Linked DNA regions of Homo sapiens: region 2 is linked to region 1. A link is a loop called in an ENCODE intact Hi-C map of the cell type or tissue named here. Cell type or tissue: PC-3. All regions are shown on one strand.

Evidence for each region. A loop is a pair of places that touch in the nucleus more often than their neighbours do. Peaks named below come from ENCODE experiments on the same cell type or tissue, not always from the same donor. Only the 100,000 strongest peaks of a DNase experiment are listed, where the experiment ranks them.
Region 2: a loop joins it to region 1, with 10 times the contacts of the local background. A loop is called at or near these places in 4 of 110 quality-filtered maps.

The regions. Positions count from the first base shown.
Region 1 is chr1:239,947,023-239,955,022 of GRCh38, forward strand. It overlaps LOC105373224 (a long non-coding RNA gene), which reads right to left and starts at 5,984. Exons shown (of 3, transcript XR_949315.4): 1 at 5,443-5,984. In PC-3, CTCF peaks have their summits at 4,680 (motif pointing right) and 6,159; a DNase peak (open chromatin) is centred at 4,699.
Region 2 is chr1:240,000,127-240,008,126 of GRCh38, forward strand. It overlaps the pseudogene RPS7P5. Among named protein-coding and RNA genes, the nearest start is that of FMN2, 88 kb to the right of the region's middle. In PC-3, CTCF peaks have their summits at 4,177 (motif pointing left), 4,379 and 5,388 (motif pointing left); DNase peaks (open chromatin) are centred at 685 and 4,175; H3K4me3 peaks cover 397 bases; H3K27ac peaks cover 1,944 bases.

The DNA of each region.
Region 1 (8,000 bases):
CAGAGCCCAAAATAAGAGCGATTTACAATTAAATCACTCTCTATTTCTCCCTCATGTATAAGTCTCAACACAGGTCATCCATGAAATCATTGTTGCCTGAGTTCCTTCTAGCCCACCACCCCATCCTCCTTAGGGGCACTCATCTGCATGATTAAGGATAGCAGCCAGCCTTCCAGCCATCACACCTGCATTCCAGAGAGTAGACTGGAGAAAGAACTAAAATGAAAAGGGCACACTGCACAAAGTGTCTATCTTTTAAGGAAAGATTTCATTATCTACCACATGATACTTCTGATTATGTCCTAATGATTAGAATTTCCACTTGGTCATAATTTAGTCACATGGCCACACCCATGACACACAATGGAGGCCACTTGTCAACTTTATTCTCAGTGTGTTCCCACATAAAATCAGACATTTTACTAGCACGGAAGACGACAGTGGAGAGTGAATAAACACTAATTGTCTTAGGTGCTTGGCACACATATGGAGCTCAAAAGGTTTATCCAGCAAAACCGTTTATTTTATGTAAGTCATTGATATTAATGATATTCTATATAACCCACCCAGACATTTCTATTAATTACATTAATGCTAACCACAAAAGCAATATTTCAGTGTCATAATACAATAGGACAGTGAATAATAATAAGTTTATTACTCATTCACATAACAGCCCAAGTAGATTTTTCTGGTTGACAGGCAGTTTTTCTCTACATGTGATTCAGGGACGGACTTTTTAAATTATATCAGAATTCAGCCAGCAGACTGAGGAAGAAGAGAGCAAAAGCAGGCATGACCACATCTCAAAATCACAACCCAAGTTCAACACATCATTTCTACTCATATCCCATTGACTAGAACGCAGTCACCTGGCCACATTCAATGCAAGGTATTTAGGAAGAAGAGAAAAATAATTCTTCTGAACAGTGAGCTATATCTGCCACAATATTTGCCTCTCTTGGAGGAAACATTAGCACAGATGACTCATCAGCTCACAGAGCAATCTCACTTAAGCCTCAACTCAAAAAGCAACATCTTCACCTCTCTATAAAAACTGGAAATAAAGGATAGTAGTGGATGCATCCATAAAAAAGAACGAGATCATGTTCTTTGCAGGGACATGGATGGAGCTGGAGGCCATTATCCTTAGCAAACTAACACAGGAACAGAAAACCAAACACCACACATTCTCACTTATAAGCAGGAACTAAATGATTAGAACACATGGACACATAGAGGGGAACAACACAAACTGAGGCCTATCAGAGGGTGGCAGGTGGGAGAAGGAAGAGGGTCAGGAAAAATAACTAATGGGTACTAGGCTTAGTACCTGGGTGATTAAATAATCTGTCCAACCAACCCCCGTGACACAAATTTACCTGTGTAACAAACCGGCACATGTGCCCCTGAGCTTAAATAAAAATAAAAATAAAAATAAAAAAAAAAGGAAGAAGAAATCACAAAACTTCAGGTTTTGGGTTTTTTGGGTTTTTTTGTTTTTTTTAAATTTATTTTGAGACAGAGTCTCACTCTGTTGCCCAGGCTGGATGCAGTGGCATGATCTCAGCACACTGAAACCTCTGCCTCCCGGGTTCAAGCGATTCTCCTGCCTCAGCCTCCGGAGTAGCTGGGATTACAGTCATCTGCCACCATGCCTGGCTAATTTTTTGTTTCACCATATTGGTCAGGCTGGTCTCGAACTCCTGACCTGAGGTGATCCGCCAGCCTCGGCCTCCCAAAGTGCTGGGATTACAGGTGTGAGCCACCGCGTCTGGCCCCAAAATTTGAGGTTTTGAATATCCTAATTACCCTGATTTGTTTATTACACATTGTTTGCATGTATCAAAATATAGCATTCCCCATAAATATGTATAATTATCATGTGTCAATAAAAAAATTAAAGGAAAAAAATGATAGTAGTGGGATATTTGGGCTCCTGAAGGACATTGTTAAGGTTACTCTAAAAATGAGCCACTTGCACTTACAAAAATACAATAAATTATCTTGCTAAAAGGAGAGAAGGAGAAAAGATTGAACTTTTTGAGGGTCAATTCTATCAGTATATACATATTTAAAAAAACACTAGCCATTGATGTAGTATAGTCTTTTTTGGTTTTTGTTTTCCTTTAAAGGAATTTGCCCTTTAAACAGGCAGGGAGTCTCATGCCATTCTCAGTCCCTCCCCCAACAGCAGCCTGCCCGGGCCTGCTCCTCTGCGAGACACTGTAACTGAAGTATCGCTCCTGTCGAGGTATCCTACAAACAGTCACAGCTCCCGTTCCCGTCTCCATCTGATTACGTCTGTGGAAATTCACTGTCCATCTCCATGACCCACTTGGCTTTTTTTTTTCCGAGATGGAGTCTTGCTTTCTTGCCCAGGCTGGAGTGCAGTGGCGCGACCTCGGCTCACTGCAACCTCTGCCTCCCAGATTCAAGCGATTCTCCTGCCTCAACCTCCCGAGTAGCTGGGATTACAGGTGCCCGCCACCATGCCTGGCTAATTTTTGTATTTTTAGTAGAGATGGGGTTTCACCATGTTGGCCAGGGTGTTCTTGAACTCTTGACCTCGAGATCCGCCTGCCTCAGCCTCCCAAAGTGCCGTGATTACAGGCATGAGGCACCATGCCCAGTCACCACTTGGCTTTTCCAGTAGCCAGAGAGGCAAGGAAAATAAGGAACAGTGGGCATTACCAACTTGCATTTCTCAAGGGGTTGATGACACTGCTCACCCCTCGGTCTCCTCCATGGATGATGTGCTGCGTTCAGTTTCCTCTCAGGAAGGTGTAGTTCTAGGGACCTCTACTTGGGCCTTCCTTTCTTAATAAGCAAAATTTTTGGGATCAGAAAAAAAAATGTGGAGATTCTACCAGTTGCTAAATCTACCTATTCCCATTATCCATTCTGGAACTGGAGAGTAACCACAGGAGGAGGCCATGGTTCCACTGGACAAGCTTAACCTGCGGCCAAGGCAGCTCCTGTCCCCAGACCTCCAAAGCCCCTGCTTCAACTGATGGGCCACACAGCATTTCTGATGTTGGGGATTCAAAATATGCTCAGAACATATAGACAAAATTCTCCAGAAAACGCATGTAGATGTTTCCCTTCTTCCAGAGTGTGGTCACAGCAGTAATTGCCTTTGACTTTGGGGCCATTTGGGGAAGCTGATGGAAAAGATACATGGCACATATCTGAGACTCCATTGCAGGGCCATTCCTTGAAGGGCTCCAATCTCTTCCTCAGCATAGGAGCTCAGAGTCGGGCCATTGCTGGCTTATGTTTCATAACTAGTTTAGAGACAGTGAATCCTCACTGTAGCAACAATCATATCTAGAATTGTTTTCTTGGTAGGCCATCCATCAGTTTCATTTGTAAGGACACCTGATCAATTACCCCACACCACGTATCCTTGTGGGTCACACTCTCTAATTCCCATCCTGCCCCCGTGGCATACTGTGTGGCATACTGTGTAAAGGACAGCCATGCACAGGGCTCTTCAAAGACGCTGGCGCCTCCCTTGCCAATGCTGTGATGAAAAGTGTGAGCTCTGCTTCTCCCAGCAGGCAAGATTAGGGATGGCTGAGCAGACTGCACATCATAGCTCCATCCCACCATGCCTGTCCTTATGCATTCCAACTCCTTCCTCCCTCCCTCGGCAGTGTGGCAAGGACATTTTAGCATTCTGACCTCATTATCTGGAGGCCATGATAAGGCCAGAATATCAACACCACTAGCAGGTGGTCAACCCAACACTTGGAACCCAAATCCATAGAGAGCACTCTCATGTCAATGAATTCAGTCCAATCAAGACCTTTATTTTGCTCCTTGGTCCACCGCCTTGGACCGACTCCCACTCCTGCTGCCCAGGCTTTTGCCAGCATGGACCTGCAAGGTCCCATAAGCTTTCAGCGTATAGTCGTCTCCTCCAGGGCAGTCCTGGCAACACTCTATCCTGGCTATTTTAACATCTATCTTTAGATCTGTCTTTTCTTACGGGTTCCCAACTGTACAGTGAAGCAAGATCAAGCAGTTCCTTCATTGCACAGATGACCTCCACCCTAAGTGAAGAGTGAATCTGAGGGGACAAACGGAAGTTATCTGTACATCAAGCTAACAATGGATTTTTAAACAGAAATCAGAACAATCTTTTAGAGGTAATGGATACATGTACACTTCTTTAATGGCAGTGATGGTTTTGTGGAATATATTTCAAGACTCATGGAATTGTACATTTTAAATTGATTGGTTCTTTGTGAAATTGATTATACTTCAAAAACCCTTAAAGAAATTTAAATACTAACACACCTGGGAATTTGAGCACTTTATACTGATCAACATAAAATATAAATAAACCATTCATATTGCAAAACGTATTATGGAGTCATAATGAGGAATTCTGGAAGGCTAGAATAATTATATGTAACGGTGTATTATGATTCACACCGCTCATGTGTATGAATACATGTTACATACGATTATATGTAACAGTGTATTACGAAGCTAGAGTTTAATTTATTGAAGCCATTTCTACTTTTATTTTTATTTCTAAAGAATATAAAACATTTTTAAACTCCAAATTTAATATGTTATCTAAGTGAAACAAAGTCAAATGCAAAAATGTCAATATCTGCCTTGTGAAAGGCAGAAGGTCCTTGGAAGTCAATGATAAGACATAAATGAAAGGCCACCAGAGGGCAGTGCAGGACTGCTTAGGACAATGAGTGCCCCACCTCAACATTTCCACAAGCTAGCATTGAAAACACGTTTTATCATCTTACAGAATGTCTAAATAAATATTTATTTGCTATTATTCTTTCATATAATTTGAAAAATAATAAAAATTTCCTACAGGAAACAAATAGAAGGTTATCCACTAACTGGAAAGTATATCTTTTTACACATTCAGATATGTAAAATTATGCAAGAAAGAATGAGTCAAGTTGGACTTTAATCCATCAAGATGTAAAAGTTTAACTGCAAACAAATGAAACAACTAAATTAATAAGTAAAACTCAAAGTCTTAGAAGGAAATATAGGAGCAAATCTTTATGACCTTGAATTTGGCAAGAGCTTCTTAAACATGTCACTGAAAACGCTAGCAGTAAAAAAAAATAAAACAGATGAATTGTATGTCAACAAAATTAAAAACTTTTGAGCATCAAAACACACTCTTAAGGGAGTATAAAGACAACTCAAGACTGTCAGGAAATATTGGTAAGTGAAAAATCTGATAAAGATTTTGTACCCAGAAAATATAATGAACTTTTACAGTTCAAGGACAGAAACGCAACCAATCCAACTACTAACGGGCAAAGGACTTGCATAGACATTTCTCCAGAGAAAATATTCAATCGGTGAATAAGCACATGAAAGATGATGAGCAACCTTAGATATCAGGGAAATGAACATCAAACCAGCAATGAGATACCACTCCACACTCACCAGGATGGTTATAACAAAACAGCAGCAGGTTCTGTTGTTGTCTCAAGACCTGGAGCTGGAACTGGCTTGGGCTCTGGAGCTGGAGTTGGGGCCAGAGCCTGCAGTGGCTGCATGGCTGGATCTGGTGCTCTTGCTGGGACTGCCTTAGCCCTGGAGCTGGAGCTGTTGATGGAGCTTGCAAAGGAGCTCGGGAGCTGGTGCTACGGTGGTTGCTGCTCTTGCTTCCAGCTCTGCAGATTTCCCTAGAGCGGCTGGTTAAGGCTGCAGCTGGAGCTGGTGGTGGACCTAGCCCTGACACACACTCTGAAGGTGGCTTTTGAGCTTGAACTGGAGCTGGCTCTGGAGCTGCCAGAGGAGGAAAGATCACTAACATGACTGACTTTCCATGTGCCTTCTACTGACAAAAATCTTCCCTCTGCCTTTCTGAGAAACTCAGAGAAACTCCACACCCAGGAAGTCTTCCAGACTGCAGTCGGCCACATGATTGGGCTGAGTTTCTCATTGCTGCGTCCGCTCCTCAGCTTCTGGCAGCTCTGCTCTGTGCAGTCCAGCCCTGTCCCCTCCCCACGGGCTCACATGAACCCACCCCCAGGCCTCCTCACACACCGGCTCTGCTTCAGTGGGCCCTGGGTGCTCCAACTGACCCCTGGGTGGCTCCTCCCTGTCGCCAGTTGCTCCAGCAAAGCACAGTGGACCCAGCCTCCCTGGTGGTGGGTGCTAGCACTGCACCCAAGGGAAAAAAATCACCAACCAACACACCTTTGTTTGAATGACTTCAAGGCATCAGCTCTCCCTGGTTTCAGGGAACAAAGGAGCAGGAGCTGTAGGATCCAGGGCATTGAGAGGGACCCCGCAAACTTTCCTTGTCCCCCTATTGCCAGCAATAGCTCTGGGGTCCAGTTCACTCATGAGGCCACTTCACCACAGCCAGGGCAGTGACTATGGGTTCATTTCCAGTGAGGACTGAAGGCTCTAACAGATGGTCTTTGCCTTATTCAAGATGAGTAGTTCAGTGCTCTGCCATGTTCTTCCTTACCCCACATCTCAGTCCTCCAGTCTCTCTCTGATTCACTCTGCTGCAAAAGACTCTGAGGAAGTAGAAAGCATTTTCCAAGGACCACGGAGTTCAGTAAGTCATCTACAGGGAACCTGGAGCCATAGACACTTTCTAAAGTGTCACCTTGGGGTGACCAACCCATAGCATCACAATATGTAAGGAGGTAAACTGAGGCCCTCTTGCCTGTAGCCCTCCTCACCCTAGGAGGTCTTGTCTCAGTTGAAGGTGCCCAGTATGGTGGACATAGAACCCCAAGTACCATCTGCTTCTGACTGCTGTGAGATGGTCTCAGACCAGGCAGACCCCCGGGTACCTTACAGCTCCCCCAGGCCAGCATCCTGGCATCTCTTTCCTTCCCAGGCCATGGTCCTGGTCATGGTGCTAGAAGAGTGCAGAGATGCCTCCAGCCTTTTCTTACTTTTCCCTTGTTACCTCCCCAGGGTCCACTTTTCCTCTTACTTCAGCGCTGTGATCATCAAGCATGTGGGTGCATACCCATGGGGTTGCTAAGAGGTACAGGGCCCACATAGGAAGGCTAGGGAGGGGTCCCCAGTCTCTTAGGGAACCCCATGTGAGATGGTTGAGCCCTGGCCTAGGAGGTGGGAATCCATTATTTTCTGGACATGCCCACGTCCTATACCCTCACCAGTCTCTGCTTGTCTCTGGGACTCAGGTTCCCAAATGTCCAATGGCGGGTGGACTGGAACTGTGTAGATAGGAGCTTAGCATGGACAGTGTTATTCCCTTCACCCTGACAGGGTGAGGCAGAGAGGGGCTTCAGGGCCCACACAGACTCTTTTCCTGGGAAGGACACAGGTGGACCAAGCGCAGGGCCACTGGGCCTCATGTTCATGGTGGGCACGCCCACTGGGCCAGTGTGGGCTGCAGACAGTGCATCCCTGAAGCTCCCCTGCACAGCACATGGGAAAGTCACCAGTGGTTCCTCCAATATCTGATCTCACGTAGACTCTGTCTCCTGTAGCCAGGAAGTGTGTCAGCCTCACTTAGGTACATGGGTTTGAGCCGGGGGGTAGTTTACCTAAGAGAAACTGAGGCATGGGGACAATTAGAAGTAGACATGGACATGGGCCAAGTGAAAGCCCCAGATCTTTAGAATCGTACAGAGCATCCACCCTTTTCTCTCTCATGCAGACAGGACTAAGTTCCAGAGAAAGGAAGCAACCCAGAATGTGCTATTATTTGCCAATTAATTGAAGGCAGGAAGTCTGCTCTTCTTCTCAGTCCACGCACCAGCAGACTTCAGAGGGCCTTTGTCCATCGCCAGTTGGGCTGAACTGTGATGGTATCTGAGCTTCAATTTTCCTTTTGGTCAGTTATACATACAAATCTGATAAACCTTAGTGCCGTGGCCTCTTCACAGAAACCTCTCCGTCAGAAAAATCTCCCTTTTTAACACCTGAGCAGGACGAATGCAGCAGCTTTTTAAATGAGAGCTCTCTAGGGACCTGCTTCAACCATGGGCCAGGGTCGTGCAGGGGCC
Region 2 (8,000 bases), 53 kb after region 1:
CTCGGGTGGTCCACCCACGTCGGCCTCCCAAACTGCTGGGATTACAGGTGTGAGCCACCGCACCCAGCCAAGATCTGCTTTCTTTATGGTAAACAAATACGCAATGTGACTTCTGAGTATGGAAAGTCATTAAACACAGACACATACTTATTACTGGGTCACAGAACAGTTTATAACTTCGTAGTTTTCCTTTTATTATGACTTTTTTCATTTGGTGCAAAAATAAGTGAGGAGTCAGATTTTTTTTTCCCTAAAACCATTAACAAAATTAAACTTTAAAAGTTGCTATCAGGCTGGGTGTGGTGGCTCATGCCTGTAATCCCAGCACTTTGGGAGGCCGAGGCAGGCGGATCACCTGAGGTCAGCAGTTTGAGACCAGCCTGGCCAACATGCTGAAACTCCATCTCTACTAAAAATGCAAAAATTAGCCAGGTGTGGTGGTGCACACTTGCAGTCTTAGCTACTCAGGAGGCTGAAGCAGGAGAATCACTTGAACCCAGGAGGCGGAGCTTGCAGTGAGCTGAGATCCTCCCACTGCACTCCAGCCTGGTCAACAGAGCGAGACTCCGTCTCAAAAAATAAAAAATAAAAACAAAAAAGTTGCTATTGCTATCACTTGTTTGGGGGAACTTATTGTCTATTGACTGTAGTAGCAAAATGACTCAGAATCAGGCATGAAATGCCCATATTTCATTGCGTCTGAGTCATCATCAACTGTAAGAACATTGCTTTATGTATCACTAAAAAAGAAACATTTATTCAATTGTACTATTACCCAATGTTTCTTTTTAAAAAAAAAACTATATTACAACAGTTTTAGGTTTACAGAACCTAATGCTTTTTAGTCATCAAAATCGTTACACATTTAGTGTATACACAGAGCTTTTGGAGTCTTTACACATGGATTTTAAAATATATATCCCTCTTATGAATGTGTAAAGGAGAAAATACAAGCAAAATAAAAGGCTTAGGTATTTTCAAACCTTTTTGGTATTCAGTGTCCATCTTTTCACAGTCAGTGGTGTCCTTTTGGGTTTTCTAAATACTCAATGTTCTACAGAACCCTGGGAATGCAGCCGCTCTTAAAAGCGTGCCACAGTTTAGTTGCTGGAGTTTTCTTCTTGGATTATATACTAAGTCTGCAAGTTTTACTACTGGGCCTGTCTTGATTTTATCAGATGTCAAAGATAATTTCAGACAACCAGAACATTGACTTCTTTCTGCAATTGTGTCCATAATTTGTTGACTCAGACATTAAGTGGTTGCCATCATCCAGACAGGTCCGCAGTAATAACAACCAAAGACACATATTCTCAGGCAATGATAACCGCACCACGACTCCATGGAGACACCAGTGTTTTAAGATATTGTCAATTCCAGATATGTGTAAAAGTGTGAAAAACATGAGTCATAGAATTAACTCAATGCAGTTATTCTTTTCTCATCACAAACAGCTCTTCCCCATCCCTTACGCAAAAGGGCTGAGAAGATACATAAATAAAACAATGCAACACATAGATAGATAGATAGATAGAGAGAGAGAGAGAGAGAGAGAGAGAGGGAGGGAGAGATAGCTTTGATCTCAGGGAGAGAAGTTGTTTCAATCAACGTTTTCATACATTTGGAAATCATAGAATTTTTATACACTAAAGGAAAACGTGTTGTTCCAAACTTTACCCCATACCACTCCTCCTGTTTAATATCTAGTTAGGGTCAAAGCCAGCACCAGGCACTCAGGGGCAGACAGGGCGGGGAAGGCAAGTCCTCCGAGTTAAGTTATAATTCAATTAACTTGATTTACTGGATGCCTACTATTTAAACGCACTGGCCTAGAATCTGGAGATACTGGGTGTAATAAGATCCTATTTATTTTCTGCAGGTAGGTGGAGGAATTGGTGACCATGAGCATTAGGGAAGACACACCCTCTCTCTGGGCCTTAGCTGCCTCACCTGCAAAATGCAAGGATGTGACCCACTGAATTCTATGGTTCCTACTGAACTAAAAATATTTGTAAAGGCAAACAAACAAGTAACAGAACGTTCCCATTCTAGCCATCCCTAGAAAGCAGATATAGCTTTACTTTAAGTCCCGTATTTTTTTGAGACGGAGTTTTGCTCTGTCGCCCAGGCTGGAGTGCAGTGGCACGATTTCGGCTCACTGCGAGCTCTGCCTCCCGGATTCACGCCATTCTCCTGCCTCAGCCTCCCGAGTAGCTGGGACTGCAGGCGCTCGCCACCACGCCCGGCTAATTTTGTTGTATTTTTAGTAGAGACAGGGTATCACATTCCCATTTTTTAATAAGATCATAAACAAAAGAAAGAAAAGAAATAGGAAAGAAATATTCACATTGTTAAGATATTCTTTAATTGTATTAGGACATCGAACTTTTTTTGTTTATACCAAGTTCTCTTATTGCATGAAGGAGAACAAATAAATCACACAATTGTGTAGTAACTTATCGGAAATAGGGAATCATTTTCTAAGTAAGATGGCATGAGACCCTTTTCTTCCCAACGTATCTGTAGACATTTGAATCCCCTATCCCTAATGCGGATGTTGGAATAGATTGGGAGGGGGCCTTCTTTGGCTCCTGTGGGCTCCTGGGCTCGGCATGCTGGGAGTGTCTTCTAACCGGAGTGTGGATGATACTGCAATCAAAGTCAAGTGTAGAACCAGCTGCAGGTGATGGCAGGTCGGCCAGAAATGGGAGATTCATTAGGGTATCCAAGGGTGTCAGAGGTGTCCTCGGAGACGTAGAGTGAAGAACCACCCAGTAGGACACAAGGGAGACCAAAGTAAGCAAGAGAAGTCAAAGCAGGGGGTGATTCTGGGAAATACCTGGGGCCAGGTAGGTCCAAGCTGGGGGTTGCTGTGGAAGGACAATCAGGTTTAAAGAGCCTGTCAGGTTATCAAGTAGTATGTTTATGGTGACCTCATATCTGAGCTGTTTTAAATGAGAGTCCCAATGTCAAATGCTCTTCTCCAACCTGTCAGATCTTGTGTCCCAAGTTCATTTGCTGGGTATTCTAAGGCACCTCTCCTTGGCCAGGTACTGGGCTAAGAAACTCTGGTATATGGTCAGAACCAAGGTGTAGAATTACTCCTCTCAAATTAATATCTTGTGAGGCTGACCAATGATTATGATAGAATACTGAGGGATGAACTGTAGAAGCTGGAGCATCTGGTGATTAAAGTAGTAATTTTGTCTTTTTCTTAAAATTGTTATGACTACTTTTGTTATTATAACGTGATGTTCTTAGAATATAAAGGATTTTAGCAAACTTTTAGAGGGAAAGTGGAAACTCACTGCGTTGGAGATAGCAGACAATGTATAATGGATTTTTGCTATGCTAACATGAGATTTCCCCTCTGGACAGACTTCCACTGAGACCTCCTGCCAATTTCCTTTATTTGGTCTTCCTTTATTTCATATTCTACTCTCTTATGAGGAAGACCCCTGTTACCAAAAGATTCATATCACAAAGAAGGGGTTGCTGTGATTGGAAAGTGTCTCTAGTACATTACGTCCAATTGTCGAAAGATATTTTGTAGAGACAGAGGTTTGTAGAATGAATGGATGGAGAAGAGAGCGGCAGATCTGGACACAGGTCTGGGGTTAGACGCAATTGTCCATGGCTGCCTTTGTCTCAAGGTACATTTCCAGTCAGAGGATTATCTTATATTTGTTCCTTATAGGGAATTTTCATTAGCTTCCAAATGATAATAGAGATATAAAAAAAAGTTTATTGAAGACATTCTCAGTCAGGTGCAGTGGCTCACACCTGTATGTAATCCCAGTGCTTTGGGAGGCTAAGTCTGGAGAATCACTTGAGGCCAGGAGTTCAAGACCAGCCTGAGCAACATAGCAAGACTCTGTCTCTCCAAAAAATTTTAAAAGCTAGCTAGGTGTGGTGGTGCATACCTGTAGTCCTAGCTACTAGGGAGGCTAAGGGCAGGGGGCGGTGAAAGTTGCTCGAGCCCAGGAGTTTGAGGTTACAGTAGGCTATGATCATGCCATGCACTCCAGCCTGAGTGACAGAGCGAGACCCTGTATCAAAAAAACAGAAAAGAAAGAGGAATTCCCTAAGGTCATGAACACATTCTGAAGAAGGCCAGCTTGGACAACTATTGAAATGGGCAATATCATCGTCAAAAGCAGTCGCACACACACTGCCCTCTGGTGGCCATATAGAAAATGGCATGAATGCTGCAGGGCTCCAAAACTTCGTCTCCAAAAGATCACATTAAAAGTGCGGTGTGTTGTTTTTTTTTTTTTTTAATAAATAAATAAAAATAAAAGGTGTCTTCTCAGGATTTTGATTAGATCGCAAACAAACTGTGTAAGATTCAGTGCTTTGGGGGTGCTTCCTAGTGGAAGTCTTTGTTTTGTCATTGCACGTTATGAAAAAATAAGTCTCTCCCCAGTACACCATTTCAGGGAGTATTAATTGAGCAGTTGAATGAGGCTTCGGATTCTAGGACAGAAAATGGAGACAAGGTTGCAGTCTCACAGCGTTAGCAGGGTGAGGGGTGGGACAGTGTTGAGAATAACTGGTTTACATCAAAGCTATGTACGTCTGGTTTAAAGATAATAGTAAACCAATCAAAGTATATTGATGGAATCCTTCTGATTTTATTTATTTATTTATTTATTTTGAGACGGAGCCTCACTCTGCTGCCCAGACTGGAGTGCAGTGGCACGATCTCAGCTCACCGCAACTTTCGCTGCCTGGGTTCAAGCTGTTCTCCTGCTTCAGCCTCCCGAGTAGCTGGGATTATAGGCGTGAGCCACCATGCCCGGCTGATTTTATAAACAATAAAACATTTCAGAGAAATGAAAACTATCACTCAAAAGAGTTGTATACTTTCATCTAATTTAGATATAGAGATTTTTTTCAAAAACAGTGGGAGATCCTGTATTCCCAGTTACTTTTGCACTTAGTATGAGCACTTATTCGTGCCATTTAATGTTTTTGAAAATCTGACTTTAATTGCCGTCTAGCGTTCCTTACCATAACTTGTACATAAATTACATGCTTCTGGGCTAGGCACGGTGGCTCACGCCTGTAATCTCAGCACTTTGGAAGGCCAAGGCGGGCGGATCACCTGAGGTAGGTTCGAGACCAGCCTGACCAACATGAAGAAACCCCCTCTCTACTAAAAATACAAAATTAGCCAGGCGTGGTGGCCCGTGCCTGTAATCCCAGCTACTCGGGAGGCTGAGGCAGGAGAATCACTTGAACCCGGGAGGCGGAGGTTGCGGTGAGCCGAGATAGCGCCATTGCACTCCAGCCTGGGCAAGAAGAGCAAAACTCCATCTCAAAAAAGAAAAAAAAAAATTACATGCTTCTGTAGCTCCCCCTGCTGTCTCCCTCTACCAGCCAAATCTAGTTTCTCTACAAAAATGGAGCTCAGTTGCTGTCATCTTCAGGCAGCTTCCTATGCTGGAATAATTCACTAGCCTTCTAGCACTTTCACTTTATCCTTCTTAGGATAGCAAGCACTTCATACCACGTCTGATCTCCTTCTGCAGACTGGGAGCTTCTCTCAGGCTATGGTGCAGCTCTCTGTCCAGCTGTTAGCTCAGGGCCTAGCATACAGTAGACACTCAACAAACATTTGAGAATCACGTTTGGTCAGGCATGGTGGCTCGTGCTTGTAATCCCAGAACTCTGGGAGGTCGAGTTGGTGGAGGGATTGCTTGAGCCCAGGAGCTGGGGGCCATCCTGGGCAACATGGTGAAATCCTATCTCTACAAAAAGTTAAGAAATTATCTGGGTGTGGTAGCACGTGCCTGTGGTCCCAGCTACTCAGGAGGCTAAGGTGGGAAGATCATTTAATCCTGGAAGGTCCAGGCTGCAGTTAGCCATGATTACATCACTATACTTCGGCCTGGGTAATAGAGCAAGACCCTGTCTTAAAACAAAATAAAATGAGAAACACAATTAATCCAAATGAGTTACTCACAGTTGCAGAGAACTCTAGCTGTCCAGCAAAATCCATTCTCCCCTTCTCTGCACACACAGCTGTACCACATTTCCCAGACTCCCTTGTGTTATGTGTAGTCACGTGACCAGTTCTTGCCAAGGGAAGGGGAGTGGGACTTATGGGAGCCACTGCCAGTCCAGGCCCATAAAATCCCCCCACGGGTATTTCTCCATGCTTCTTCTCTTTCTTCTGCTGAATGCAGATGGGGTTGAAGTCCCAGGGATGGTGAAGGCACCAGGTGGAAGAATTCAGGGTTCCTCAGTGACCACAGGGAGAACTGCCTCCCCAAACTGAGTGCACAACCAGCAAAGCCAGGGGGCAGTGAAATACAGTGTTACACCCCTGGAATATGAACGGTTATTTGGCTATTACCGTAATCTCACTAATAAACCTGCTTAAAAATTTCATTGTGGGATTAACTTACATAGTTATTATCTCTGTGTCACATTTAAAATGACAAAAGTCCATTTGGCCTTGCAAGTGCTGCCTTCCATTTGACTCTGCTATTCTGACCCTGCCACTACCTTAGAGAGATTCGATCCCTCAAAATATTTTTATTCTGTGCTCAGTAACCTTTGAAATCAAAATTATTGTCAACACAGGCCGGGTGTGGTGGCTTATGCCTGTAATCCCAGCACTTGGGGAGGCTAAGGTGGGCAGATCACTTGAGGCCAGGAGTTCAAGACCAGCCTGACCAACATGGTGAAATCCTGTCTCTGCTAAAAATACAAAATTAGCCGGGCGTGGTGGCGCATGCCTGTAATCCCAGCTACTCGGGAGGCTGAGGCAGGAGAATTGCTTAAACCCGGGAGGTGGAGGTTGCAGTGAGCCAAGATCGTGCCGTTGCACTCCATCCTGGGCAACAAGAGCAAAACTCCATCTCAAAAAAAAAAAAAAAAAAAAAGAATTATTATCAACAGTTTAAAATTTTGTTGACAGCAAACTTCAGTAAGATATTTTAACTCACTGATTTTTTAACATACAGAAAGTAAACCAAAGTCGTTTACTCACTTTTATTTTTAATTTACTAAAATTTGATTTTTTATACTTTAGAAAACTGAAATTGTTATCAGGATCAATTAAGTTTTATGTAAGTCATTTGTCCACATAATTTACTGACTATATATTCTCTCTTTTTAAGTTTTTTTGGAATCATTCTTTCTACCTTTTCATGTGCCCGGGGTCAAATAATACATGTCAAAATGTTTTTTAAGTATTTTTTTCTTTCATCAGTTCTTTGTCAGTGATAAATTTTACCATGTGGAGTTTTCAACCATTATTAGTTGTATTTTGTGTGGACTGTTTTTGCTGTAATACTCACAATAGAGGTCAAGGTGTTCCGGGGGCCATGGTGAGGTCAAAGCATTCCACTTCGTTCATTTACAGAGCTTCAATTGTGACCCGGTTTAGGAACATGCTGCTTGCCCAAAATTCTCCACAATCCTCCACCTCCGCTCTTCCATTTAGGATATAAAAGAGGGTTTTCTCAGACCTTCTGCCAATGCGCAGACAGATGAAAGACGACACAGAGGTTCTCATCATTCTGCTGAGGAACTGAAAGCGGGTTTCCCACTCCAATGTCTTAGTTTGGAATCACGGCTTTTGTCCCCTCTCCGAGAATGAATAATCACCAAGAAAAGAGAGGCCGTGGTAGGTGAAGGAATGCCCAATTCAGCCGAAAAGAAGTCAATCCCTCCTGCCTCCTTCAGCTTGGAGTTTAGGGTAGGGAGAGAGCTTTGTTCGTGTACACGCGGTTTTCATTCTTGTCTCTTTCTTCGAAACAGAGACTCAGTTTTATTAGGAAAACAATTTGCCAAACAAACTAAAAGGCTATTATTCCTAACTTCTCCTGCAGCTAAGAGGGACCAGACAAAGTTCAAGCTGATGAGCTGTGAGCAGAAGGACTGAGAGGGTCTTTGGGGAGGGTGCTTAGGTGGAACTGACACAGCTGTGCGGCCCCTTTGTCCTTCTTTCCTCCTCCTTTCCCTCTGAAAAGCAGTCACCGTGGGCC